Regions from separate parts of the Homo sapiens genome. Here region 2 is linked to region 1. Evidence: chromatin loops called from intact Hi-C (ENCODE). Cell type or tissue: PC-3. All regions are shown on one strand. Links, peaks and the distances in the headings refer to the core of each region. The heading gives the core; the rest is flanking DNA.

Region 1 (17,086 bases), core at 478-8,477:
CAATACAGCAGAAAGAGCATGGGCCTTCAGAGTCAGACAAATATGGGCTGAACTCCAGCTCTCCCACTCAGATAACTAACTTAGTCTCTCCTGATTTCCTCCTTTTTTAATCTTGTTATGAGAGGCAGGCTGAACTCCAATTCCTGGGCTCAAATGATCCTCCCACCTCAGCCTCCCAAGTAGGTGGAACTTACAGTTGTGCCTGGTTCCTCTCTTGATTTCTAAAACAGAAATACCTACCTCAAGTACCTCAAGCCTGAAGAAAAGTAGTTGCTGAATACAATGAATGAGGCTGTTGTGGGGATTGCATGTGAGAGCATGCATAAAACATGTAGCACAAAGCCTAGCACACTGTAAGGATCAATCGACAGACCCAAAATGGAAGCTGAACAGACTCCTGTGTTTATGACTGGCAGCTGGATTGGCATTCCTGTGGTGAGGGCCTGTTTAAGGGACCCAGTGTCAGGTCTGAACTTTCTATTTACTCATGTCATTAAAAAGTATTTTCACTTCATCTTTTAAGAGAAGAGGTTTACTTTTACTAAGGTTTTATTGAAGTACTAAGCCTTCCTAGAAGGTGTACTTTGGCCAGGCGCAGTGGCTCACACCTCTAATCCCAGCACTTTGGGAGGCCGAGGCAGGTGGATAATGTGAGGTCAGGAGTTTGAGACCAGCCTGGCCAACATGGTGAAACCCCATCTCTACTAAACTTACAAAAATTAGGCAGGCATGGTGGCAGGTGCCTGTAATCCCAGCTACTCAGGAGGCTGAGGCAGGAGAATCGCTTGAATCTGGGAGGCAGAGGTTGCAGTGAGCTGATATTGCACCACTGCACTCCAGCCTGGGCAACAGAGTGAGATGCTGTCTCAAAAAAAAAAAAAGAAAAGAAAAACAGCAAGGTGCACTTAGAGTGATTAGATATTAGTATCAGGGTTTGTTGCGGGCCTTGGAAAGATAACAGAGAAGTCTTGATAGTTGTTCTGTTTGCATTTGGGTTTCCTTTTATCCCTCAGTGGATGGCTGGTTCAGAGCACAGTGGGCTGATAACCTTTTGTATCTCATTCTTCCTGTACCATTTTCACACGACAAAAGCTGAAATGGCTTGGCAGTTGCTTTGTGACAATGCATGTAATCATGCACCAGAAGGCTTATAGCTATGAAAATTTAGTAAGCATTTCAGAACTAATTGCATTTTTGTGGGTTTACCTGTCTTAAGGGTACTTTTAAAAATTATTTTTTCCCTGATTGCAAAAGAATATACCTTCACTGCAGATAATCTGGAAAACTGGGAAAGTTCAAAAGAGAACACCCACCCTATCACTATGCAGTATGACATTTCTGTACACATCTGTCAAATCTTTCCAGATGCCAAATCCCTGGGGAAGTGTGTACGTGTGTAGAAGCAAAATTCAAATCATACTAAACTCATTATTATTATATATAACTGGTTTTCCAAATTAACTATTGGGTGCATGCATTGAAGCAAACTCATTCAGCACCTGATAGGTACCCGGCACTGAACGAAGTACAGAGGATAAGGGAAGCCAGCACACACAAAAATTCATTACAATTAAGTGAGATTAATGCCAGATGTGATGGCTCATGCCTGTAATCCTAGCACTTTGGGACGCCAAATCACTTGAGGTCAGGAGTTCGAGACCAGCCTGGCCAACATGGTGAAACCATGTCTCTACTAAAAATATAAAAATTAGCCAGATGCACTTGCTTGAACCCAGGAGGCAGAGGGTGCAGTGAGCTCAGATCGCGCCACTGCACTCCAGCCTGCACACAACACAGCTAGACTCTATCTCAAAAAAAAAAAAAAATTAAGTGAGATTAAGTGCTGATAAAGGTATAGATAAAGTATGAGAGGAAGCAGAGACAACTCTCTGGTTGTAGAGGTGTCAGGGAAGCTTCCTACAGGAGATGACATATGAGCTGTTACTAACAGGTAACACAGAAGTTCACCAAGGAAACAAGAGACAGGCTGGGCATGGTGGGTCATGCCTGTAACCCCAGCACTTTGTGAGCCCAAGGTGTGTGGATCGCTTGAGCTCAGGAGTTCAAGACCAGTCTGGGCAGCATGGTGAAACCCTGTCTCTACAAAAATACAAAAAATTAGCCAGGCGTGGTGGCACATGCCAGTGGTCTCAGCTACTTGGGAGGCTGAGGTGGGAGAATCGCATGGGCCCAGGGGGCAGAGGTTGCAGTGAATCCAGATTACACCACTGCATTCCAGTCTGGGTGACAGAGTGAGATCCTCTGTCAAAAAATAAAAAAAAAGAAGAGACAGATAAAGAGAAGGAGGTACGTCAGCAGAGGACGTAGCAAGAAGGCCCCAAAGATGAAACTCATAGCAAATTTAAAGTACTGCAAAAATCCAGTGTGGATAAAAGGTGTAAGAGCAGGGGAGATGAGGCTGAAAATGTAGGAGCCAGTCAATGATGTGGGATTTGAAGCAGAGGGTTGCCATGCTCAGATTTACATCTTGGTTAGAAAATACTATAGCTTCAAGGATGAAGGGGGGCAAAGAGGAAAACTAGACAGACCTATAAGAGGACTGACAGTGAAGAGGAAAGATGGTGCAGATCAAATGGGAATGGAGATAAGAGACAGTGGCCTAGAAATAATATTGAGCTAGAAGTCACAGAAATCATATTGACCTGGATTCTAGATGGGTAAAGTCCTTCCTTCCTCTCTTCCTTCCTTGGTTACTGATGGTCAGCTATGTACATGCAGGTGCTAGAGATACAAAGATGCTGTGACCTAATTCCTATTCTGATTTTCACGGCAACCCTCTGCTTCAAGACTTCACATTGTAGTAGGAAAAAAGAGGTGAAAATTTATTATTTTTACATGCCCAGAGGGCCTACTCTTCCTTCTTTGGAAACAGGACTCTGATTTTCCTTTGGGAGAGCCACCCATGTCTAACTCACATAGTGCATACAGTTTGGTGGGAGTACTCTCACTCCAACCCCACTCCAAGAGTAGGTGCATGAACTAGGCTGGGCAAACAGGAGCATTTGACTCTCCTGAACATGATGACTAGTTCAGTAATAAGCACATGACTCCAACCAGGCCAACAGGATTACTTCCTGGATAATTTGATGGAACCAGGGAAAAAGAACTCACTAACTTTTTCTAAGATCCCAGATGCCAAAGGCCACATACCCCTTGGGCTGTCAGAGTCCTGCTATGCTCTCAGATGAGAGCCTATTGAGCATGAGATCACACTGAGGAAAGCTAAGCCAAGAAAAATAGGAAAAAACAGTGATCGGGTGACATCTTTTGTAAAGTTGGATTTAGCCATGTACTCCTAGACTTCTAAGGCAAGTCAATAAATTCCCCTTATTTTTTGCCACTGTGAGTTTGATTTGGGTTTTTGTCATTTGTAATTGAAACAGTGGTGTCTAATTCAGAGACAGAGACACGGAATTCTGTAATTGCAATACCATGTGCTAGGTGGTATAGAGTTATTTACCGGGAGTGCAATCAACTTGACTTGTAGGTAGGGTAAGCTGGGAAAATGTTCACAAAGGAGGTGATGTTTAACTGAACTCTTGAAGAATTAGCCATCTGCAACAGGATAAGGAGCAAAAGGAAGGAGGAGGAGCTAGGCAGAAGAAACAGCATGAGCAGAGGCAAGGAAGTGTGGAATGTCCGAGGAAATAAAAACAGTCACTATGCTAAAGCATTAAATTCACAGCAAAAAGCCGATTCTGAAGAAATGTACATGCTCTGTAGGCCATGAGAAGTCATGGGTGATCTAATTTGACCTTTTCACCTGTCATTTAACCTCTCTAGCCCAGCTTCCTCATAGGTAAAATAAGGTTGATCAGAACACATCACTGAAACTGATAAAAATATTAAAATACCTTACCTGCTGATAGAATTCATCATCTTTGGGGGTCAGATAAGGGAGCCAAGTGTCTTCAAGCTCTTCAAGAAGCCTCAGTTTCTGTTTGAAAATAATAATTACATATAAGTGAATATGCAATAACCCAAAGTAAGACACTCTCTTATTTTTCCAATAAGAGAATACAAACAAATTTTAGCCAACTTTGAATTTATAATCTTTTAGAGATAGAAATTAGTCAAATCTCAATTATAAAATATATTAATTAAATTACATACATCTTTTTTTTTCTTTTCTTTTAGAGACAGAGTCTCGCTCTGTCACCTTGGCTGGAATACAGTGGTGTGATCACAACTCACTATAACATCAAACTCCTGGGCTCAAGTGATCCTCCCATCTCATCCTCCCAAGTAGCTGGGACTACAGCGGTGCCACCATGCTTGGATAATTGTCTTTATTTTTAGTAGGGACAAGGTCTCGCTATGTTGCCCAGGCTGGTCTCAAACTTCTGGCCTCAAGCAATCCTCCCACCTTGGCCTCCTACAGTGCTGGGATTACAGGCATGAGTCATGGCACCCAGTCAATTACATATATACTAAATTACACACGGTATGAAGCATAAATTTAGAAATAATTTTATTCACTCTCACATTTCATGAGACAATTTGATTCACTCTTCACATGTATTGTTGACAACCGGGTCTTTTTCATCACTAGAGTCAGCTTACAACTCATCCAACACAGTTTTCCAGAGCAAACGCCTGTCTGTATAATCTGCTTGAGACATAGTAGCTTGTAAATCCTTTTATGGTACTATCACTGGAAATACCAAACCAAGCCACAAGTATCCATTTGCATAATGTCAGCATATGTGGAAGAGTTATTCATCTTGTAAACATTTATTTGAGATCATATCCACTTACGGTATTGCTTTTTTAGAGTGATCTATCATCTCTACAATAATTAATAAATCTGTGTTAAACATCTTTGTTTCTTCTCTTTTCCAATTCCATGAAGCAGCCTTTTTAAGCACTCAAAGCCAGCATTGTCTGAGGCTGTTTCAAGAGACTATGTTTTCCCCAAACAGTACTGTGCTATTCAAACAAAGTAACTGAAAGACGATCTCATATTATAAAGTATCTTATAAGAAATCAGATACATATAGGGCACCTCCGTCCTTCTGAGGGATATTTTTCAAAGAATATCTGACCTTACATTCAAGAATATATGGAGTTTTCGTGTGTACGTGGCATATAAAAGGCATAAATGTGCATATACACTCACAGACACATATACACATAGACAGGTACATACAACAGACATTATCTGTAAGAAAGAAAGCAAAAACAGCAGAAACAACTGGGTTTCAAATAAAAATGCAATTAAATGCATCACCAAAGCTACTGTCAGCCAGTAAGTCACATTTATAAAAATTAGATAACGGTACACTTTGCTCTGGGCCGATATAGTCCCACTCAATAAGAATATAGCTTGGTAAACACAAACTGGATTTCAGGCTCCACCTGCTCCAATGCCCAATGTCTTTATAAAGTGCACAACCTACTTAACCAGATGTGGCAGCCCTGCATACTACCCTCTCCCACCCCAAATAGCAGCCTTCTCTCACAAACCCATCACAATCAGAGTAGTCAGAGGAAACTTCCTTTTGGGTAAAACACAAATTCTTTCTGGACCTTTTTTGTATCATTACCTAAAAGTGAGGAAAGAGAAAGGGAATAGAAGTATAGCAACCAATTGACCCTGAGAGACACAAAACCAAATTCTACTCTTAGGCATAATTCTATTATATTTATTTAGTCAAAGCCTTTGTTTTGACTATAGGTGTTTTCTCATTTACAACGAAAAGGTTGACTTACCAGTTAAACAAAGAAATTTTTTTTTTTTTTGGAGACAGGGTTTCATTCTGTCCCACAGGCTGAAGTGTAGTGGCCCAATCACAGCTCACTGCAGCCTTGACTTCCTGGGCTCAGATGATTCTCCCAACTCAGCCTCGCAAGTAGCTGGGACTAAAGGTGCAATGCCACCATGCCTGGCTAGTTTTGTTTTACTTTTTTTGTAGAGATGAGGCCTCAGTATGTTCCCCAGGCTGGTCTCAAACCCCTGGGCTCAAATGATCTGCCCGCCTTGGCCTCAAATGATCTGCCCGCCTTGGCCTCCCAAAGTGCTGGGATTACAGAAGTGAGCTACCATACCTGGCCTAAATTATGATACTTTTATAGTTATAATACTAATGTAACACACACCATTACAGATAATCGACAAACCAGTTTGGATAATTCACTATTGGTTAATTGATTTATCTATTTTTCAGTATTAACTATTATTTGGGCCATAGAAAGAACCAATGATATTTCCATGCCATACTTGTACATTTCTCCACTCCATCATAAATTTAATCAAAATCTATACCTCAATTTTTACTTCAAGCTCAGAAAAGCCTCCATTTTCCTATGAATATTTTATCAATTCTTAGTCTTTTTTATAGACACAAAGTGCCAGAATATTTATAAATGCCAAAAAAGGTAAGCCTTGAATAATTCAAACACACATTTCTCAAACCTTGAAATGTCTCCACCTTGCAAACACCACCTTAAGATCTCTTCATGAGAGTCCATCAGTAAAGCTAATCTACATATAAAGAGGAGCACAAAAGCATGGATTCCCAAAAGTAATTACATACTCCACCTAAATCAGATGAAACAGCAACAGACCTGTCCCATAGGTCGACAAGTGCCAATGTAGGCTGAACCTCTGCTTATAATTAATGCTTCAGCTAAATTCTTGTAACAACCACCACTTCTCAGTTCATTTCGGAACTGAGCATCAGACAGGTATAAAACATTGTAACTTATAAGGCTGTATCAAAAGGATAAAATTTGACAAGATTTTTCCTACTCTAGAGCAAGCAGCATATAATTGATCTTCCACTAGGAATTTTCATTTTAATCCTGTGAGTACTGTTGTATCTACATGACAGCAGAGAATGGGGACCAGAAAATCATCCAGCTTAAGACCCTACAGATAAAAATCTGCTCTGAACACCAACACTCAGTACTTGCAATTTTACGAAGTAACTGACAAGATCAAGTATTAAATAACAATATTTACAAACATAAAGAGAAGTTTTGGTCATGCTTACATCGGTGAAATCAATCAGATATCAATAGTAAATTGGTAGCTCATAAACATCAAAATTAAAAATTCTTAACTGCTTTATAAAAAAACAAATATTAAGATTGCTTTATGAAAAGCGAGGTCACTATGGGCAAGACTAAGAGAAACAGGCCCTTTCATTCTCTGCTGTCAGGAGGGCAAAACAAAACCATACTTAGAGAGGGTAACCAGTCAACTCCTTTCAAAATTCAAATGCATTTCCCATGTGAGCCAGTGATCCTACTTCTGATTTATCCTTCTAATACACTTGTACCATGTTCAGAAGAATATATGCATGAGGATACTCATTACATCATTACTTGTAGAAAAAAAGCTTGGAATCACACTAAAAACCACTGAACTGTACACTTTAAAATGGTGAATTTTATGATATGGAAATTATTATCTCAATAAAACAATAAGATTAGAAACAATGCAAATCTCCAGCCACAGGGGACAGTGGAATAAACTACAGGACATCCACATGATGAAGTATAAAGCAACAGTAAACAAAAACAAGGACGCTCTCTGTTTATGAACTAAAAAGCTCTCCAGAAGATATTGGGAAGTAAAAAGCAAGGCACAAAACTCTGCTTGTATTTGCATACAGAAACACAAAGGATAAATGACAGACTATTAAAGTGATTATCTGTCAATAGAGGTGGGAAATGACTAGAAAGGAGCAAGGCAGAGCCAAGACTACTCAAAATATTCCATTTTATATTGTTTTGATTTTTGCACTATGTAAACGTCTTACCTATTACCAATTCAAACATCTAACCTACTAATTCCTCACATGAAATTCAGTATAAAGATGAAGACAACATGATTTTTGGCATTGTTTTAGAAAGTGCCTTCTTTTGTCCATGTACAATGAAGTATTTATTTGGAAAACTATTGCAGACTAGCACACTAAAGAGGAGAGGAAAAAAACAGCTCTGACAATTTTCTTTGTGTCAAATGCCAACCACAGTAAAAACACACAACATTAAAATGCGCTCTGGAGCACAGGTAGAAGGAGCTCACGTTTGACTGTCAGATCTGGCTAACTGCTGCTCCTCAGCCTGATGTACAGATAAATCCACACAGCTGGGCCCTGCAGCACACTGCTCTGCTCACACACTTCTTTGCTGTCACACTTGTGTCAAATACATCAAGCTGCTCACAAATGCCACACGGAGAGCCAGAGAGAGCGTGAAGCCTCAGCTCTCCTACCTGGCAGGAGGGGCAGATGAAGACCCCTGCACACAGGCTACCACCCATTTCCACAGCTCTAGCAAAGTAAAAGAGGACAAAAGACCTATGTGAAACACACCACAGCCAGTTGCAGTGGCTCACACCTGTAATCCCAGCACTTTGGGAGGTGGAGGCAGGACGATCACCTGAGCTCAGGAGTTCGAGACCAGCTTGGGGAAAATGGTAAAAACCCGTCTCTACGAAAAAATACAAAAACTAGCCAGGCGTGGTGGTGTGCACTTGCAGTCCCAGCAACTCAGGAGGCTGAGGTAGGAGGATCCACTTGAGCCTGGGAGGCAGAGGTTGCAGTGAGCCGAGATCACGCCACTGCACTCCAGCCTGTGTGACAGAATAAGACTCTCTGTCTCAAAAAAAAAAAAAAAAAAAACCACAACTCAAACTCATAAGGGTTTAAAGTTAGATATCAGAAACTACACCAGCCCTAAGCCTCTGCTTTACTGTGAAAAAGTTAAGCTGTATCTGAGCTTGTATATCTTGTCACATAGAGATATGGTTTGAGAGTCTTACAGTAATTACATAAAAAGATTAAGTGGATTATGACTCATCATGTAAGGGTGTATCTCACCTACAAATGAAGTGTATTTTTCATCCCACTCCTGACTCTTCAGCCGTGTCAAGATTATGCTGCTAATGACACTTATTCTTTATCCATTTATCATTTTCCACATAATACTTCTTCAACTATGCATCCTATTGTGTCAGGTTCAGTAAAAATTTAATTTTGTTACCTGAGTCTTTTCAAAATACAGTGATGAATAATGGCTAATGAATGTTCATTGTGAAAATAACTGCATGATCTTATGAGGGTTTTAAGTGGGAAAATGACCTAGTCCTTAAGCAGGGTGCTTGGTGGGCAAGGAAGACATATCTAAACTAACACTAGAAAGATCATTAAGAGCCAGGCGCGGTGGCTCACACCTGTAAGCCCAGCACTATGGGAGGCCAAGGAAGACGGATCACTTGAGGCCAGGAGTTCAAGACCAGCCTGGCCATCAAAGGGAACCCCGTCTCTACCAAAAATACAAAAATTAGCCGGCCATGGTGGCGCACACCTGTAATTCCAGCTTCTAGGGTGGCTGAGGCAAGAGAATCGCTTGAACCTGGCAGATGGAGGTTGCAGTGAGTCACCGCTGCATGGTGACACAGCATGGTTCTTTCTCAAAAAAAAAAAAAAAAAAGATCAATAAGAAGTAGCTAAACCAAAAAAGTGTAAATATTTCACATATACCATATTTGCTTTAGATAAGAAGAAAAAAAGTATTTCAACCATTTCAACAAATTTAGCATTCCTTGTCCTACGAAAAACTTCCCTCTCCATGAAAATATGGCACAGTAAAAGTAAACTGGATTTGGAGGCGAAAGTAGAATTTTGAATGGAGACTCTTTCACTTCCTCGATGCGGTACCACATCGGAAGCAAACTCGCTCATTCTCAATTTCCTCATCTGTAAGGACACTGTTTCATAGAGTTGTGATGATAAAATAAAATTATTCATACATATTAGTGCCTTTTGCAAACTATAAACTATGCAGATATTAGGCAAATAGCATTCAAACAGTGAGGCAGGGGTCTGTATAACAAAGCAAACTCCTTTGTTATGTGTGTATAGCCTAAGGAGCCAAACTCTTGAATTCCAATGCCAGTTCTACCAGTCTAGGTGCATGATTTGCAACTAGTTTCTTATCTCCCTGTGAGATGTAAATGATATTAATACATAAAGCTCTAAGAACAGTGTCTGGCACATAAACAGCCCCTCAATACATTTTGGCAACCATTCGTTGTTGTTATTTACTCATGTCTGGAAAGGACAGTTTTATTTCCTAGTTATAAATTACTTATACAGGAATCTATGTGTACCACATCAAATTATACTTTAGGCCACAGATTAATGCCACTGGATTAATAAGAATCCAGATATTAATTAGCCTCAGTGATCTACAGGAGAAATGTATAAAAACTTCCCATAAAAGTTTACATATATAAAATGTGTCAATTAACTATGTTGTGGTGATCACCTACTTTTTAATATGACAAAATTGCATAATTTTAGAACATATAAAGAAACTAAGGCCCATCCAGAGCTATGAAGTGACTGGCAAGAGACTATACTGCTGCTTATGAAAGAATCACAACTCACATTCTTAGTTCCCAGGTACAAGGCCACACCCACTACACCACACCATCCCTGAGGCAAGAGAAATCATCTCTCTTAAGAATTGTTTAATTTTTAACTGAAAAACAACATACACAACATTTTTTTAAAAGTTTTTAATTAAAATCAATCCTACTTATAAATTTTTAAAACCAATACTTACAGCCACTGCTCTTGGACCCTCAAGTCCTGGCTGCTTTGGTAGCTCCACAAGGCTTTCAAAAGAGATCTTTTTAATTAATACTTAGCAAGTCTTGTTCTGTTTCCAATAATGGGAGCCAACACTACAACATACAAAAAAATCTAGCCTGGATAGAAAATGTCATAATTTAGAAAACATCAGGAAGAACACTCAGAAGGACTTCACCTCAGCAGTGGTGCGATAGCCCTAGACTCAATGTCACACTGTTCCTTTCTAATTAAATGCAACACCTGAAAAGATTCAACTGTTTCCAAGTAACATAAATGAGTTACTTAAAGGAACAGCAAGCACAAAATCCAGCACTTAAATGTTAAAAATTTACAATGTTTGTCATCCAATCAAAAGCAACAAGGCATGGAAGTTTCTAAGAGAATACTACAAGGCAAGACAATATGACTGATAATGAAGAGAAAAATCAACTAATTGAAACTGGTGCAAAAACAGAACAGATGATGAAATGAGTAGACAAGTACACTGAAACAGTAAGTATAGCTATAGTTCACAAGTTCAAAAAGTTGAGAAAAGATTGAGCATGGTAAGTAGAGAAACAGAAATAACGTTAAATCAAGCTTCTAGAGTAAATCCACAATATCTGAGAGGCAAGATACACTGGATAATAATAATTCAACACAAATTAGTTATAATAGAAGAAAAGAATAATGAACCTGAAGACACAGCAAGGCAAATTATCCAAAATGAAATACAGAGAGGAAAAAGACAGGAGAAAAAGGTTAACAGAGCATCAGTGAGCTATGGGATGATTTTAAGCAGATTAATACATGTAATTGGAGTTACCAAAGGAAAGGAGAGAGATTGGAAGACAGAAAAAGAAGTGGCCAAATATTTTCCAAATTTGATGAAAACCATCAATCCACAGATTTAAGATGTTCAAAGGACTTCAATCACAAAAATCAAGAGGAAATAACACTAAAACGCAACATAATCGAATTACTTAAATCCAGTGAAAAAGATAAAGTCTTAAAAGCAGTCAGACAAAAGAAAATACAGTTGGCCCTCCATATATATGGGTTTCCCATTTATGGATTCAAACAATGTCAGATAAAAAATATTGCTGAAAAAAAAAATGGATGGTTGCAGCTATACCAAACATGTGCAGACTTTTTTCTTATCATTATTCCCTAAACAATGAAATATAACAACTATTTATATAGCATTTATATTGTATTAGGTACTATAAGTAATCTAAAGATGATTTAAAGTACATAGGAAGATGTGCATAGGTTATATGCAAATGCGACATGCCATTTTATATAAGTGACTTGAGAATCCATGAATTTTTATATTTGCAGGGGTCCTGGAACCAATCCCCCACAGATAGCAAGAGATGAAGGTACTATGTACCCAAAAAAACTATAAAAATAAAACCAAATAAGACTGCGTGTGGTGGCTCACACCTGTAATCCCAGCACTTTGGGAGGCCGAGGTGGGCGGGTGGATAACTTGAGGCCAGGAGTTCAAGACCAGCCTGGCCAACATGGCGAAACCTCGTCTATACTAAAAATACAAAAATTAGCTGGGTGTGGTGGCGCACACCTGTAATCCCAGCTACTGGGGAGGCTGAGGCACAATAATCACTTGAACCTGGGAGGTGGAGGTTGCAGTGAGCCGAGTTCACACCACTGCACTCCAGCCTGGGTGACTGAGTCAGACTCTGTTTCAAAAAAAGAAAAAAAAGAATAACACCAAATAGCTCATTGTAAAAAAAAAAAAAATGGTTGCCGGAAGACAGAAGACAGTGGGGAAATGCTATAATGTATTTCAACAATAAAGGAGAAATAAATATTTTTTCAGACACACAAAAGCAGAAAGAATTCAACACCAGCAGATCTTCAAGATAAGAACTGATAATGGAAGATCTTCAGGTGGAAAGAAAAGGACAATAGATAAAAATCTGAATACTTAAGAGAATGAAGAGTATCAGAAATGGTAACTATATGGGAAATATAAAAGACTTCTCACTAAGTCTTTATAAAAGATAATTGACTAAAGCAAAAACAAGAGTAGTACATTCTGGGATTCATAACATATGTAGAAATAAAATGTATGATAGCAACATCACAATGGCCAAAGAGATATGAAAAGTATATTGTGGTAAAAATTTTTATGCTACATGTGAAGCACAGTAATACTTCAAGAAAGATTCCGATACGATAAAGATGGATACCAGAAACCCTAAAACCAACATAAAAAAAAAACCAAAAAATTACAAGTAATAAGCCAACAAAAGAGATAAAATGGAATTATAAAAAAATCCAAAAAAGGCAGAAATCAAGAAAAAAAGGGATCAAAGAATAGACAAAAGTGGTAGAATTAAATCCAACCATAGAAACAATCACAATAACTGTAAATGATCTAAATAACCCAATTAAAGGGGAGAAACTGTCAAATTGGATTTTTTTAAAAGCAGTATGCAACCATAGGTTGCCTATAAAAAATATTCTTCAAATGTAAAGAAACAAATTGATTTAAAGTAAAAGGATGGACAAGACATTGTGAAATTGTATTTAATGCCACATAAGTGTATACTTTAAAATGGTTAAAATGATAAATTATATGTTATGTACATTCTACTGCAATAAAAAAAGATTTGTAAAGAAGTAAAAAGTTGGAAAAAAATTTACCCAGTAATACTAATTAAAAGAAAGTTGAAGTGGCTATATTGATATCAGACAAAATGGAATTCAGAACAAAAAATATTACAAGAGAAAAAGTCATTTCATAATGATAAAGGAGTCAAATCATCAAGAACATAAAAATCTTAAACATATATACACCTAATAACAGGTCTTCAAACATGCAGCAAAAACTGAAAGAACAAAAAGAAATAGGTAATTCCATAATTAATAGTCTAAGATTTCAATATCCTTGTCTTAATAACTGGTAGAACAAGTAGACAAAAGCACCATAAGAGATTTGAACAACACCATCAACCAGCTTGAACTAACTGACATGTAGATAGCACTCCACCAAACAACAGCAAAATAGACATTTGTTTCAAATACACATACAATATTTGCTAAGACAGACCATCTCTGGGTCTCAATACATTTATAAGGATTGAAATCATAAAAAATATATTCTGTGATAAAATGGAGTTAAACTTAAAATAATAACAGATATACATCTAGAAAATCCCCAAATATTTGAAAACTAAATAATTGATTCCTAAATAATACATGAGTCAAAGAAGAAAACAATCGAGAAATGAGAAAGTATTTTAAGTTGAACAAAAATGAAAATACAAATTTCAAAATTTGTAGGATGCACCTAAACTAGTAAACTGAGGGAAATTTATGGCACTGAATGCCTATAATAAAAAAGAAAAATGGTCACAAATCAATTACCTTAGCTTCCACTTGGAGAAACTCGAAAAAGAAGAACAAATACAATACACAGGAGAAAATAATAAAAGACCACAACAGAAATCAATGAAATAGAAAACAGAAAAGTTAAAAAAAAATGAAGCCAAAAGCTAGTTCTTTGAGAAAAGAAAATTTAAAATCCCTAGCCAGAATGATTTAAAAATACACACAGAAGTTTCAACATACCAATTAAAAGGATAATAAGGGGATGTTATAAACTTTATGCTAATAAATTCTAGAACTTAGATAAAATAGACAAATTCCTTGAAAGACACAAATTACCTAGGTTCACTCAAGAAGAGGTTAGCCTAGGCTAAACCGGGCATGTACCAGGAACGCTGCCATTTCAGCAAAGTGAGGAGACTTGCCCAGAGAGTGAAAAGACCTCGGCTAAGTAGGAGATGTAGCTCAGAGGATGAGGACTCTGGAGCCCTGAGACTCCATACTTTTGTGTTATCCCTCTACTACAGGATGAGAATGAGATGTCATCCACAAACAACCCCACACTGGGCCAAGAACAGACACAGTCCCCACTTCCTCTCCCTGAGTTTGCCTCATTCATTCATCCATTCACCAAACATTTACTCCTGACCCACTATATGCCAGGGATATGCTTGGAACAAAATGGTGATCAAGACATAGGCCTTGCTCTCAAAGAAAAAAAAGAAAAAGAAAAGGATAGCCCCTTTTTAGTAGACATAGATAGTCCTATATCTATTAATGAAATTGAATTTGTATTTCAAAAACTTCCCACAAACAAAACTCCAAATCCAAAGCCTTCACTGATAAAGTCTACAAAGCATTTAAGAAAGAAATAATAATAATTCTACATAAATTAATCCAGAAAATTAATGGCTTTCAATCCCAAAGGCAAGCAGAAATATTACAAGAAAACTACAGACCAATATCCCTCATGCATATAAATGTAAAAAGTATTAACAAAATGTTAGCAGACTGAATCCAACAACACATAAAAAGGACAATATATAATAACCAAGTGTTACCCCCAGAACGCCAGGTTGGTTTAACATTCAAAAATCTACATAAATCCATCATATTATCAGGCTAAGAAAGAAAAACTAGAGGGTCACCTGAATAGATGTAAGAGCATTAGACAATACCCAACAATGACCCTGATAAACACACTCGGTAAACTACGGAATTTCTTCATCTTAATAAAGGAATCAATGAAACCCTACCTAGTGGTAAAAGAGTGAATGATTTTACCCTAAAATGAGGAAAAAAGCCAAGGATGTTTCCCATCACCCCCTCTATGCCAGATTGTACTGAAGGTTCTAGCCCGTGCAACAAGGCAAGAAAAAGAAGTGAAAAGTATCCGGATTGAGAATAAATTTTTAAAAGGTAAAAATGTCATTATTTAAATACGACATAAGCATCTATGTAGAAAATTCTACAGAATTTGCAAAACAGCTATTAGAGCTAATAAATAAGTTTAGCTACACTGCAATATCAATATACAAAAATTATTTTTATATGCTAGCAACCAACAATCTGAAATTGAAGTTTTTTTAAATACCATGTACCTTAACAAAAATTATAAAGTACTCAGAGATAAACTGGACAAAAGGTTTTCCACACTTATACAAAGAAAATTTAAAAAACACTACCGAAATTAAACAAAGAGATATGCCATGTTAGTGGACTGGAAGACTCGATAAAATATTTCACTGTCCCCAAATTGATGCAATCTCAAACTAAGATCCCTGCAGGTTTTTTTTGTAAAAATTGACATTCTATTTCTAAAATTCACTTAGAAACGCAAAGACTTAAAGTGACAAAACATCTTTGAAAAAGTAAAATAAAGTTGAAGGACTTCACTACCTAACTTCAAGACTTAGTATAAAACTACAGAAATCAAGACAGTGCTGTATTGATATAATACTAAACAAACAGATAAATGGAACAAAATAGAGGTCCACAATAGACCCAGATATTTATGTTTCATTGATTTTTGACAAAGATTCAAATGGAGAAAGAAGAGTCCTAACAAATAGTACTTGAAGAATTAGATATCTATATCTTTTAAAGAACTCCAATCCACACCTTGTGCATACACAAAAATATCTCAAAATTAATAAATACATCAATATAAAACCTAATATAAAACCTTAAAACTATAAAACTAGTATTAGAAAACATACGAAACTCTTTTAGTATTTAAGTTACACAAGGCAGAGATTTCAGAGAAATGAACCCAGAAGTAAAATCCATAAAAGAAAAAAAGGATAAACTTCATGAAATTTAAGAAAATCTGCTCTCAAAACTAGAACTCTTATACACTGCTCTCATGAAAACAAAATGGTCAACTACTTTGGAAGACAATCTGGAACTTTCATAAAAATATATATATTAAACACCTACAACATGATTGCACATGTCTACATAAAAATCTGCACATGAATGTTCACAGCAGCTTCATTTGTAATTACCCAAAACTGGAAACAACCCAAATGTCCATCAACAAGTGCACAGATAAAGAAATCGCAGTATATTGAAAAAAAGAAAAAGAAATTATGGTATATCCATATAATAACTCACCAATCAGCAATAAAAAGGAATGAATTAGTGAAGCATACAACAACATGATGGATCTCAAAATCACAATGCTGAGTGACGGAAGACAGGCCTCCCCCTAAACCTCCAAAAAAGAGCACACAGTGCAGAGAATCTTTAGGGCAGTGAAACTGCTTTGTGTGATACTATAACACAGTGGTAAGTACATGTCACTATACATTTGTCCCAAGCAACAATATATACCACCAAAAGTAAACCCTAATGGTTTATTAAACTTATGGACATTAGGTGATAATGATGTGTAGCAGATGTACCACTCTAATGGCAGATATTGATAATAGTGGAGTGTGTGTAACAGAGCATGTGTGGAGGTAGGGAGTATATGGGAAATCTCTGTGCCTGTCTCACAATTTTGCCAGAACCTAAACCTACTCTAAAAAACCAGAATCTATTTTTTAAAAGGGAGAGAGAAAGAGAGAGCGAGTGCAAAAGCACATACTGTTTGATTGATTCCATTTATGCAAAAT
Region 2 (10,430 bases), core at 1-8,000, 55 kb before region 1:
ACACACATTAAAAAATAAGAGATTATCAGAATAGATAAAAAACAAGGCATATGCTATCTACAAGAAACTCAATTCAAATACAAAGAAACACACAGATTAAACTTAAAGAAACAAAGAAGACAGATATACTATGCTAACATTAATCTAAAGAAAGCTGGAGTGCCTATATTAATTTCAGACAGAGCAGATTTCAGAGCAAAGATAAATTATCACAGAGAAAAAGGGGTAGTACATAATGATAAAGTGGTAAATTCTCCCAGAAGATATAACAGTATGCACCTAATAGTAGAGCATCAAAATGTATAAGGCAAAAACTGATAGAACTGCAAGGAAAAACAGACAAATCCACTACTATAACTGGAGATGTCAACATCCCTCTATCAGAAAACGACAGATACAGCAGGCAGAAAATCATTAAGGACATAGTTGAACTGAGCAATACCATCAGTCAATTGAATATAACTGACATACATAGACTATTTCATTCAACAACAGCAGAATACACACTAGTATCAAGCTCACATGGAGCATTCCCCAAAACAGACCACATTCTGGGCGATAAAACACGTATTACCAAATTTAAGAGAATGTTATCATTACTTTCACTTACAAATAAGCATACATAGGTACACACAAACACACACACACACACACACACACACACACACACATATGTGGCGTACATAATTGAATACATTGTTGTTATTATTGTGAATAAATTGTTATCTCTTCTATCAATTAAGGGTAAGAAAAATAATGGTTTTTATTTTACCTTCACTTATTCCATCTCAAAATCTCTTCCTTTCTTTATGTAGATCTGAGTTTCTGATCTATATCATTCTTCTTCTGACAAATTTCCTGCAATACACGTCTACTAGCAACAAATTCCCTGAATTTTTATTTGTCTGAAACATTTTTTTAAAAAATATTTGACCTCAGTCCAGAATGGAATTAAACTAGAAAATAATAACAGAAAGATAGTTGGAAAATTCCCAAATACTTGGAGATAGAACAATATACTTCTAATAATCTGTGGGTCAAAAAAATCTTAAAAAAAAGGAACTAAATGAAAGTGAAAACACAACTTACCAAAATTTGTTGGAAGCAACATTAGCACTGCTTAGAGGAGAATTTATAGCATTAAATGCCACAAATGTATAGCATTAATATAGCATTCTGCTTATATTAGAAGAAGAAAGATCTAAAATCAATAAGCTAAGCTTCTACTTTGTGAAATTAAAGAAAAAGAACAAATTAATCCAAAGCAGAAGAAAAGAAACAATAAAAGTTAATGCACCTCGATGAGATAAAAAACAGAAAACTAATAAAGAAACTTAATGAAAGCAAAAGTTGGTTCTTTTAAAAGATCAATAAAATTGATAAACCTCTAGGCAGACTAAGAAAAAAGAGACAAGAAACATATTACTAATGTCAGAAATGAAAGAGATGACATCACTACAGATCCCATGGACATTAAAAGGATAATTTTAAAATGATGTCAATAGTTATTTACCCAAAAATCTGAAAACCTATAAAAAATGAACCAATTCCTTGAGAAATAAAATCTGCCAAAACTCTTACAAGAAGAAATGAATAATATGAATAGGCCTATCTCTATTAAAGAAATTGAATCAATAATTAACATGTTTCCAAAGCGCCAGGCCCAAATATGTTCACTGTTGAGTTCTACCAAACATTTAAGGAAGAAATTATACTAATTCTTAACATTCTTTACTAGAAGGTAACACAGGGAATACTTCCAAACTCATTCTTTGCGGCCAGCATTGCCCAGACAGACCTTACAAAAAGGAAAACTAAAGACCAGTATTCTCTCATAAGCATAGATGCAAAAATCCACATCAAAATATTAGCAAATTGAATGTAACAATGTATAAAAAGAATTACACCACGACCAAGTGAGATTTATCACAGGTATAAAAAACTGATTCAACATACAAAAATCAACTAATATAATCTATCACACCAACAAGCTACAAAGAAAAAAAATATGATCATACCAATAGGTACAGAAAAACATTTGACAAAATGTGATACCCATTCATGATAAAAAATTCTCAGTAAACTAGAAATAGAGAAGAACTTCCTCAACATATAAAGAATGTGTAAGGAAACCTGCAGCAAATATCATACTTAGCGGTATGAAACTAGAAACTTTTCTGCTCAGAGTAAGAAAAAGACAAGGATGTCTCCTCTCAACATTCCTTTTCAGTATCATATTGGAAGACCTGGCTGACACAGTAAGACAGGAAAAGAAAACAAAAGGTATACAAATAGAGAAGGAAACAATTAGAGTATGTTTGTTCACAGATTATATTATTGTCTGTGTAGCAAATTCAAAAGAATCAATAATCTAATCTGACTGGCAGTTTCATAGGAAAGAGGAAGAACTAAAGGGGAAACAAGAATGGCAGCAGAAGGCCAGTCAGGAAGCTGTTGCAGTAAGTCATGCAGGAGTTAACAGTGACTTGAACTACAGAGACAGGGGAGGAGACGATAAGCAGACAACAGATTCAGAATGTTCTAGGAAAAGACAATAGGACATGCTAATGAACTGGATGAGTCAAGTCAGGAAAAAATAAACTCAAGAACAACTCTTGGGGTTTTCACAGCAACAACTGACTGAAGGTGAATAAGTCACAAAACCTTAGGACATTGCAAAATAATAACTACAAAATGCAATTAGAGGTGAGGATGAAAACATCAGTGATACATTTGGAGTTTTAAATCCAAATATAAACACAACAATATAGAGGATAAAAAGCAGAAGTGTGGCTGTAAGGCCTAATGAGGAAGGCTAAGTGGCCATTCTCTCTTCCCGTTTGCCATCTCTGAGGACATTCCTGAGCAGTTTTGGTTGATCCTGACTATGTTGCCTAAAGGAGGTTTCAGAGTCAAGCAAAATAATAAAAAGTGGAGTTTGAAGGGGGCTTCCCAGGATAAATTCCCATAAAAGACTGGGACAATGTCTAGGAAATACATAAATGCCAGTCTCATCTACCCAAATAAAAGCCTTATTACTCCTATGCTATTAATACTGGGACCCACAGTCATAATTAGGGGAAAAATCACCACCTTAATGAGTAGGTTTGTTAAGTGCTTTTGTTCCACTGAGGGGAACACTGAGTCACCTAGTGACTCAGGCCAAATGGCAAACACAACACTAGAAGGTATACTTTGAGGCTTCCACCTTCATTTAAATCCTTGGCAACTCTCTAATCAAACAATTCTTTTGAAATTGCTTCCAACTGTATCTAATCCTTTATGACTTTAAAAAAAGAAACTTGTAATTTTCATTTAAGAGCTTCTAATTTATCGAAAACTCCATCTATAAAAGCGACACAAGCTTCATGGATTGTGCATCTCAAAGGATATACTTAAGACCCTCCCAGCTTTAAAAGATTATTCCTAATAATTTTTAGAAAAAATAAATTAAAGAATGTCTATTTACCACAGCTATCTCAGAATACAGCTGAAACTTGACTGACACTGTATCCAACTGGAGTAAGAGTTTGTAGATGATGTGACAACACACACACAAAAAGAAAAGACGCTCTCACTCTTTGCTGGCTGAATGCTGCGTGCCCTGGCAGTGGAGAAGAGAGCTCTGGACATTCACTGTAGCATGAAATCTCATTTCATATATAAAAGACCACAGAAGCAATGCTATAATTTATGCTAGGGTAACCAATTCATGTTCACGACTTTCCTGGTTTTAATACTGAAAGTCCTGCATCCTGAGATCCCCTTGCCCACAGACTTTTCGAAAAGGACAGTTGGTCACCCTAAATTTACCCCAGCCCTTACTTCCTTGGGTTTGCTGTCACGTACATTACCAGGGCCATTTCACCCAAATTTCTTAGAGAAACAATCATGACTTTTGCTAAAGGCACTCTTGGGGTAAATAAGCCCAGTACTGAAATCCAGTCTTCCCAGCTTCAAACAATCACTGAAGCTTTTCATTCTTACTTACCTGTCCATTCTCATCTCTCAATCTTAATATTTATGACCTTGTTTTTCCTAGATGTGGGCCACCCATGGCTGAAAACATTTTCAGAATTTGATAGCCAATGAAAGGGGGAGGGGAAGGTTCCTGGCAAGATGCCAGTATAGACACAGGCCCCGTCCCATTCCTAGATTCTCAATGAGACAATCAATGGAACATAAAAATGGATCAAAACCTCTTTTGGCACTATATATTAGAGAAAGGTGCTCAATATGCCAGAAGTGCAAATGATTGCGCTGAATATAGTATAGGTGGAATTAGATTAAAGAAGGGCAAAGAAGGCTGACAGGTGATTGTCTCTCCAAAAGAGCAGCGAGCCTGATAAATATACCAATCAAATCCTGAGCAAAATGCTCACCTCTTAACTCAGAAAGCAAAGAGCAGGAGGGCAAGAGAAGCTTACAGGGCACTCAGAGAGCAAGGCTCTTGCCTCTGTAGCGAGCATTCTATGCACACAACCTGTGATACTCACTGTAGCCAGAATTCTGTGCACATAACCTGTGATACTCACAGACCCCTGGATGTGCTGCTGTTATAAGCCATGACTCTGAGTACCAGGCATTGCAGAAACAAGGAACTGGAGCAATCAGCAATGATAGGAGTGGGCCAAAACCTACCATGGTTTGCTCATACTGCAAGCATCCACATAAAGACAAAAACAAGTTCTTAAGCACACTCCAATTTATAAAATCTCTACATGACTGTGTAAGGACACATCTTCTTCCACCTTCAAGTAAAGGATTTGGCCAGGAATCCATACTAATCTCTCACAGAACCAATCTCAGCTACTTGCCTATCAGCCAGTACTAGTCTACTTTCTATGAGGATAAAGAGGCAAGGAGTAATTGCCAGAACTATGCAAAATTACTACAGTTCAAAGGAATGGAGGCACTTTGATCAAAACTGTCTTTTCTGAAAAAAGTTTACTCGAACTGACATGATAAAATTTTAGAAAATTCTCAGTTTTTCAAGAAGACACTTGATTCAAGAAGGCACTGCATCTGTGAAAATACGGTAAGCAGACATGAAGCTGAAACAGTATGAGATCAGAAAAAACCACTGGCAACTGACTTTTTTAATAGCATTTCTTCATTTAACACGGCAATAGATGGAGTGAACAGCAGAAAACATGCTGCAGAAAAACCAAATTACTGAGCTGGATGAGTGAACTCAAGAGATTCTCCTATAACTCAGGGAAAATACAAGAAATGAGTGATGGAAAACCTTAGACATGAGGAACAGATCCTGGAGATCCAAATGTACTTAACAGGAATCACAGAATGGAAGTAAAATACAGGCTGGGCATGGTGGCTCACACCGGTAATCCCAGCACTTTGGGAGTCCAAGGCAGATGGATTACTTAAGGCCAGTCAGGAGTTCAAGATCAGCCCTGCCAACATGGTGAAACACTGTCTCTACTAAAAATACAAAAAAAAAATTAGCTGGGTGTGGTGGCAGGCGCCTGTAATCCCAACTACTCGGGAGGCAGAGGCAGGAGAATTGCTTGAACCTGGGAGGCAGAGGTTGCAGTGAGCCGAGATCACACCAATGTACTCCAGCCTGGGCGACAGAGAGACTCCATCTTGAAAAAAAAAAAAAAAAGTAAGATACAGAAAGATATAAGAATAATCAAAGAAACACTAGAAGAATGTTTTCCAAGGTTGTGAAAAGACCAGAGTCTGCACTATAAAATGGTTGAGCAAGGACATAAACATATTCTGTTAAAAAATTAAATATAAAATACTACAAATGTCCAAACAGAAAATACAGCTTACCAAAATGAAACCATAATGTAGATCACCTCAGACATCTCCCAACATCAAATATCAGAGGTCACAGAACGATATCCATAGAGTTGTTGGTGGTGGTTTTTTTGTTTGTTTGTTTGTTTTTTGAGATGAAGTCTCACTAATCGCCCAGGCTGGAGTGCAGTGGCACAATCTCAGCTCACTGCAACCTCTGCCTGCTGGGTTCAAGTGATTCTCCTGCCTCAGCCTCCTGAGTAGCTGGGATTACAGGCATGTGCCATCACACCTGGCTAATTGTTGTATTTTCAGTAGATGATGTTTTGCTGTGTTGGCCAGGCTGGTCTTGAAATCCTGACCTCCTGATCTGCCCACCTCGACCTCCCAAAGTGCTGGGATTACACGGATGAGCCACTGCACCCAGCCTCTACAGAGTTTTAAGGGGGAAGTTTGATACTTAAGAATCCTATAGCCAATCAAGCAGATATTCACAAGTGAAAGGATAGGAAGTCACTCTTCTATAATGCAAAGACTCAAAGAATATGCCACGACCACTCCCCTGCCATTAGTCTTCATAAATATTATTAGAAACTACATTTTGGCTGACCAAGAGAACAATCAAGAATTTTTTTTAAATCACAGTACAAAAAGGCTAGCAGTAAGCATAAACGCAGTTAAATAATTTCAAATATTGTTATTTAATTTAATGCAACTATTGCGATTAAGACTTAAATGGAAAGATGTTTCACCTAAAATAAATATTAAAAATCTAAATACAAAATTGAAAATTGGGTATAAGAAAATATCTGGGAAGTGGGCAGAAGGGTTAAAGCAATAAAGTTAAAGGCAGAAGGGATAAAGTAAATGTTAAGAAAAACACTAACACCTCAACAGAAAAATGAGCAAAATACGATCAGCCAATGAATAACAGAAAGAAGAATGGCCAACAAAAATACAAAGTGTTCAACCTCATGAATAAATAAATGACATTTAAAATAATAGCATATTTTCACCCATCAAATCGGCAAAAATATTTGTAAATTGGAACACTTAGCACTGTATACAGTAGGGTAAAGGAGGTTGGTGGAAGTAACTGATGATCACATTTCATACATTGCAGGTAGGAATGAAAATGAAAATCTCTCTAAGTAACAGTCTGACAACAGAGTATGTACTGTGTAAATGTCCACACCATAATACCTCACCAAGGCATTCAACTTCTAGCAATTTTTCCTATGGAAATAAAGATATATGTACAAAGATGTTCACTGTAGCAATATATATAATATCAAAAAACTTGAATAACCAAAGTAGAAGATTATTTTGTGATTTAAAACATTTTCTGAACTTTACTGAAGTATAATTGACAAACATTTTATATATCTACAATGTAAAATGTAACGTTTTAATATACATATACATTGTGAAATGACTTCTAAAACCAATCTAATTAATATACCCATGACCTCACAGTAAACGTGTGTGTGTGTGTGTGTGTGTGTGTGTGTGTGTGTTAAAAACATTTAAGATCTACTCTCTTAGCTAATTTCACATATGTAATACAGTATTAATAAATATAATTACTGATATTGTTTGGATCTGTGTCCCCACAAAATCTGATGTCATACTGTAATCCCCAGTGTTGGAGATGAGTTCTGGTGGGAGGTGATTGGATCATGGCGGTTTCTCATGAATGGTTTAGCACCATCCTCTCAGTGCTGTTCTCATGACAGTGAGTTCTCACAAGATCAGGTGGTTTAAAAGTGTGTGGCACATCCCCCCTCACTCTCTCTTCCTCCTGCTCCGGGCATGTGAAGGGCTGGCTCCCCCTTTTTGCTTTCCAACATAATTTTATGAGGCCTCCCTAGAAGCCAAGCAGATGCCAGCGTCCTACTTCCTGAACAGCCTGGGGAACTGTGAACCAATGAAACTTCTTTATAAATTACCCAGTCTCAGGTATTTCTTCACAGCAATGTGACAGACTAATACAGTTACTATGCTGTACATTAGGTCTCTAGAGCTTATTCATTCTGCATAAACAAAACTTGGTACCTTTTGACCAACATCTACCCAACATCCCTCAAACCCTTGGAAACCACATTCAACTCTGTGCATTTATGAGTATAACATTGTTAGATTCCACATATAAGTAAGATCATGTGGTATTTGTCTTTCTGTGCCTTGCTTATTTCACTTAGCATAACATATTCCACACTGTCACACATGACACGATTTCCTTCTTTTTTAAGACTGAGTAATATTTCATTATGTGTGGATATGTGTGGGTATGTGTGTGTAGATATAGATATAGATATACCTACTGCATTTTCTTTATTCAATCATCTGTTAACAGATATTTAGGTTGTTTCTAAATCATGGCTTTTGTGAATAATGCAGCAATGAACATGGGAATGAAGATATCTCTTTGAGATACTGATTTCATTTCCTTTGGATATGTATACCAAAGTAGAATCGCTGGGTCATATGAAAGTTCTATTTTTAACTGTTTGAGAAACCTCCATGCAGTTTTCCACAATGGCTATACCAATTTACACTCCCACCAATGGTGTACAAGGGTTCCCTTCTCTCCACATCCTCACCAACACTTGTTATCTATTGTCTATTGTATAATAGTTATTGTAACAAGTGTGAAGTAATATCTCATTGTGGTTTTGATTTAGATTTCACTGATGACTAGATGTTGAGCACATTTTCATATACATGTTGAGCATTCATATGTCTCCTTTTCAGAAATGTCTATTCAAGTCCTTTGCTCGTTTTTAGGTCAGGTTACTTGTTAACCTGCTATTGAGTTTTATGAGTTATATATGATATATATATAAATATCATTAAAATATATTTAATATACAGTGATATATATTTATATGATATATAAATCATATAATGAAATATATATATCATTGATATGATATATAGTGATATATATTTTTATACTACACACAGCATGTAGAACCTTGCACATACTAGAAACTTACCACATATTTGGAGAGAACATCCTTTTTCTCTCCCCAGGTATTAGCCAGAAACCATAGCTATCCTTCTTAATTGCTAATGGAAAATTGGATATGAGATAGGATGTGTAAAGAAGGAGGTCAGAAGACATAGAAACAGAAATTGGAGGTTGAAGTGGCTTCTTCTGTTTCATTCATTAACTTTGAGAGATTCTGGTCTTCACAGTTTAGTGGAACTGTGGGCAGAAGTGATGGGCTCTGCACATACAAAGGGGAAAATGGAGAAAACCATTTAATTATCTTTTCTGTCAATCTAACCTCTCTCCCTTCTCATCTTTCCTTTTCCCCAACTCGCTATACTCTGCAGTCTCCTGGGAAGAGTTACAACTTGGAAGAATAAAGGAGAAAGGTAGCCCTGGCTAAAGTGGATTAAAGATCTTTTTGCTTATTTAGAAAGCAAAAATCGGCCAGGCAAGGTGGCTCATGCCTGTAATCCCAGCACTTTGGGAGGCCGAGGTGGGCGGATCATGAGGTCAAGAGATCGAGACTATCCTGGCCAACATGGTGAAACCCCGTCTCTAGTAAAAATACAAAAATCAGCTGGGCGTGGTGGCACGAGCCTATAGTCCCAGCCGCTCAGGAGATTGAGGCAGGAGAATCATTTGAACCCAGGAGGCGGAGGTTGCAGTGAGCCGAGATCCCACCACTGCCCTCCAGCCTGGGTGACAGATCAAGACCCCGTCTCACAAAAAGGAAAAAAAAAGAAAAGAAAGCAAAGCAAAAATCAATTATTAACCTCAAGAATCTATTCTCTTCAAAACCCATCAACAAACTGAGCATTCCATAAAAGTTAATTCTAAAAAAAGGGGAGAAGGAGAGGGGAAGTTATGTACCTTGAGATTATCTTTATCTCTATACTTGTTTTGTTGAAAGACTTTTCACTTCCATGGAAAAATTTTATTTTGGGGAAGATTTACAAAACTAGCCAAAGCTCTTACCAATTTCACTGATCACTGTTTACTGTCCTATTTATTTGGTGAATGAATACCTCTTTCCTGAGAATCTCTTTATTGAACATTTCCGTTTGAAGCTTTAAAACATAAGGATACTTATTTTTAAAGTTTGTATTGCTTAATTTAAAAGTAATAATATATCATCCAGTCAAAGAAGGCATCAGTTTAAGATGGATTCCAATTTCAGAGATGTTAAATATGAAGAAAAAATGTCTACCTTGGAACTGATGAATTAGGGTACATGCTCATTGTAGAGAATTTGCAAACTATAGAAAAGTGTAAAGAAGAGAAAATATTATTTATAATTATTTGGTCTAATTCCTTCTAGTTTTTTTTTATACTTAGTAATATGTTTATCCTTTGTTTATATAAAATTAATATCATGTTGTACAAACATTTTGCATCTTTTTTCCCTGATACTTTTATATTTTGAGCATTGTTTTCTTATCACTAAACAGTTCTTGAAAATAATTGTTAAAAACTGGTTTAAAAATTAATCCCTTACTTTCAAGCAAGATGTCAGAATAGCACTTGTCTCCTTGTAGAAACATCAATTTGAATAACTATCCATGCACAGAATACCTTTATAAGAGCAAAGGAATCCAGGTTAAAGATTACATTGCCTGGATGGAGCACAGAAATAAGAAAAGACACATTGATGAGTAGGAAGAACAGT

Evidence for each region. Hi-C counts contacts between places; a loop is a spot of excess contacts. Peaks named below come from ENCODE experiments on the same cell type or tissue, not always from the same donor. Only the 100,000 strongest peaks of a DNase experiment are listed, where the experiment ranks them.
Region 2: a loop joins it to region 1, with 2.0 times the contacts of the local background. A loop is called at or near these places in 3 of 110 quality-filtered maps.

Annotation. Positions count from the first base shown.
Region 1 is chr16:53,797,012-53,814,097 of GRCh38, reverse strand. FTO (FTO alpha-ketoglutarate dependent dioxygenase) reads right to left here. Exons shown (of 9, transcript NM_001080432.3): 2 at 3,881-3,958. Among named protein-coding and RNA genes, the nearest start is that of FTO, 100 kb to the right of the region's middle. In PC-3, for the core only: no CTCF peak of the experiment used is centred there; a DNase peak (open chromatin) is centred at 4,627; H3K4me3 peaks cover 254 bases; H3K27ac peaks cover 883 bases.
Region 2 is chr16:53,857,735-53,868,164 of GRCh38, reverse strand. The region is part of intron 4 of FTO (FTO alpha-ketoglutarate dependent dioxygenase); the gene reads right to left. Among named protein-coding and RNA genes, the nearest start is that of FTO, 160 kb to the right of the region's middle. In PC-3, for the core only: no CTCF peak of the experiment used is centred there; no DNase peak of the experiment used is centred there; H3K27ac peaks cover 882 bases.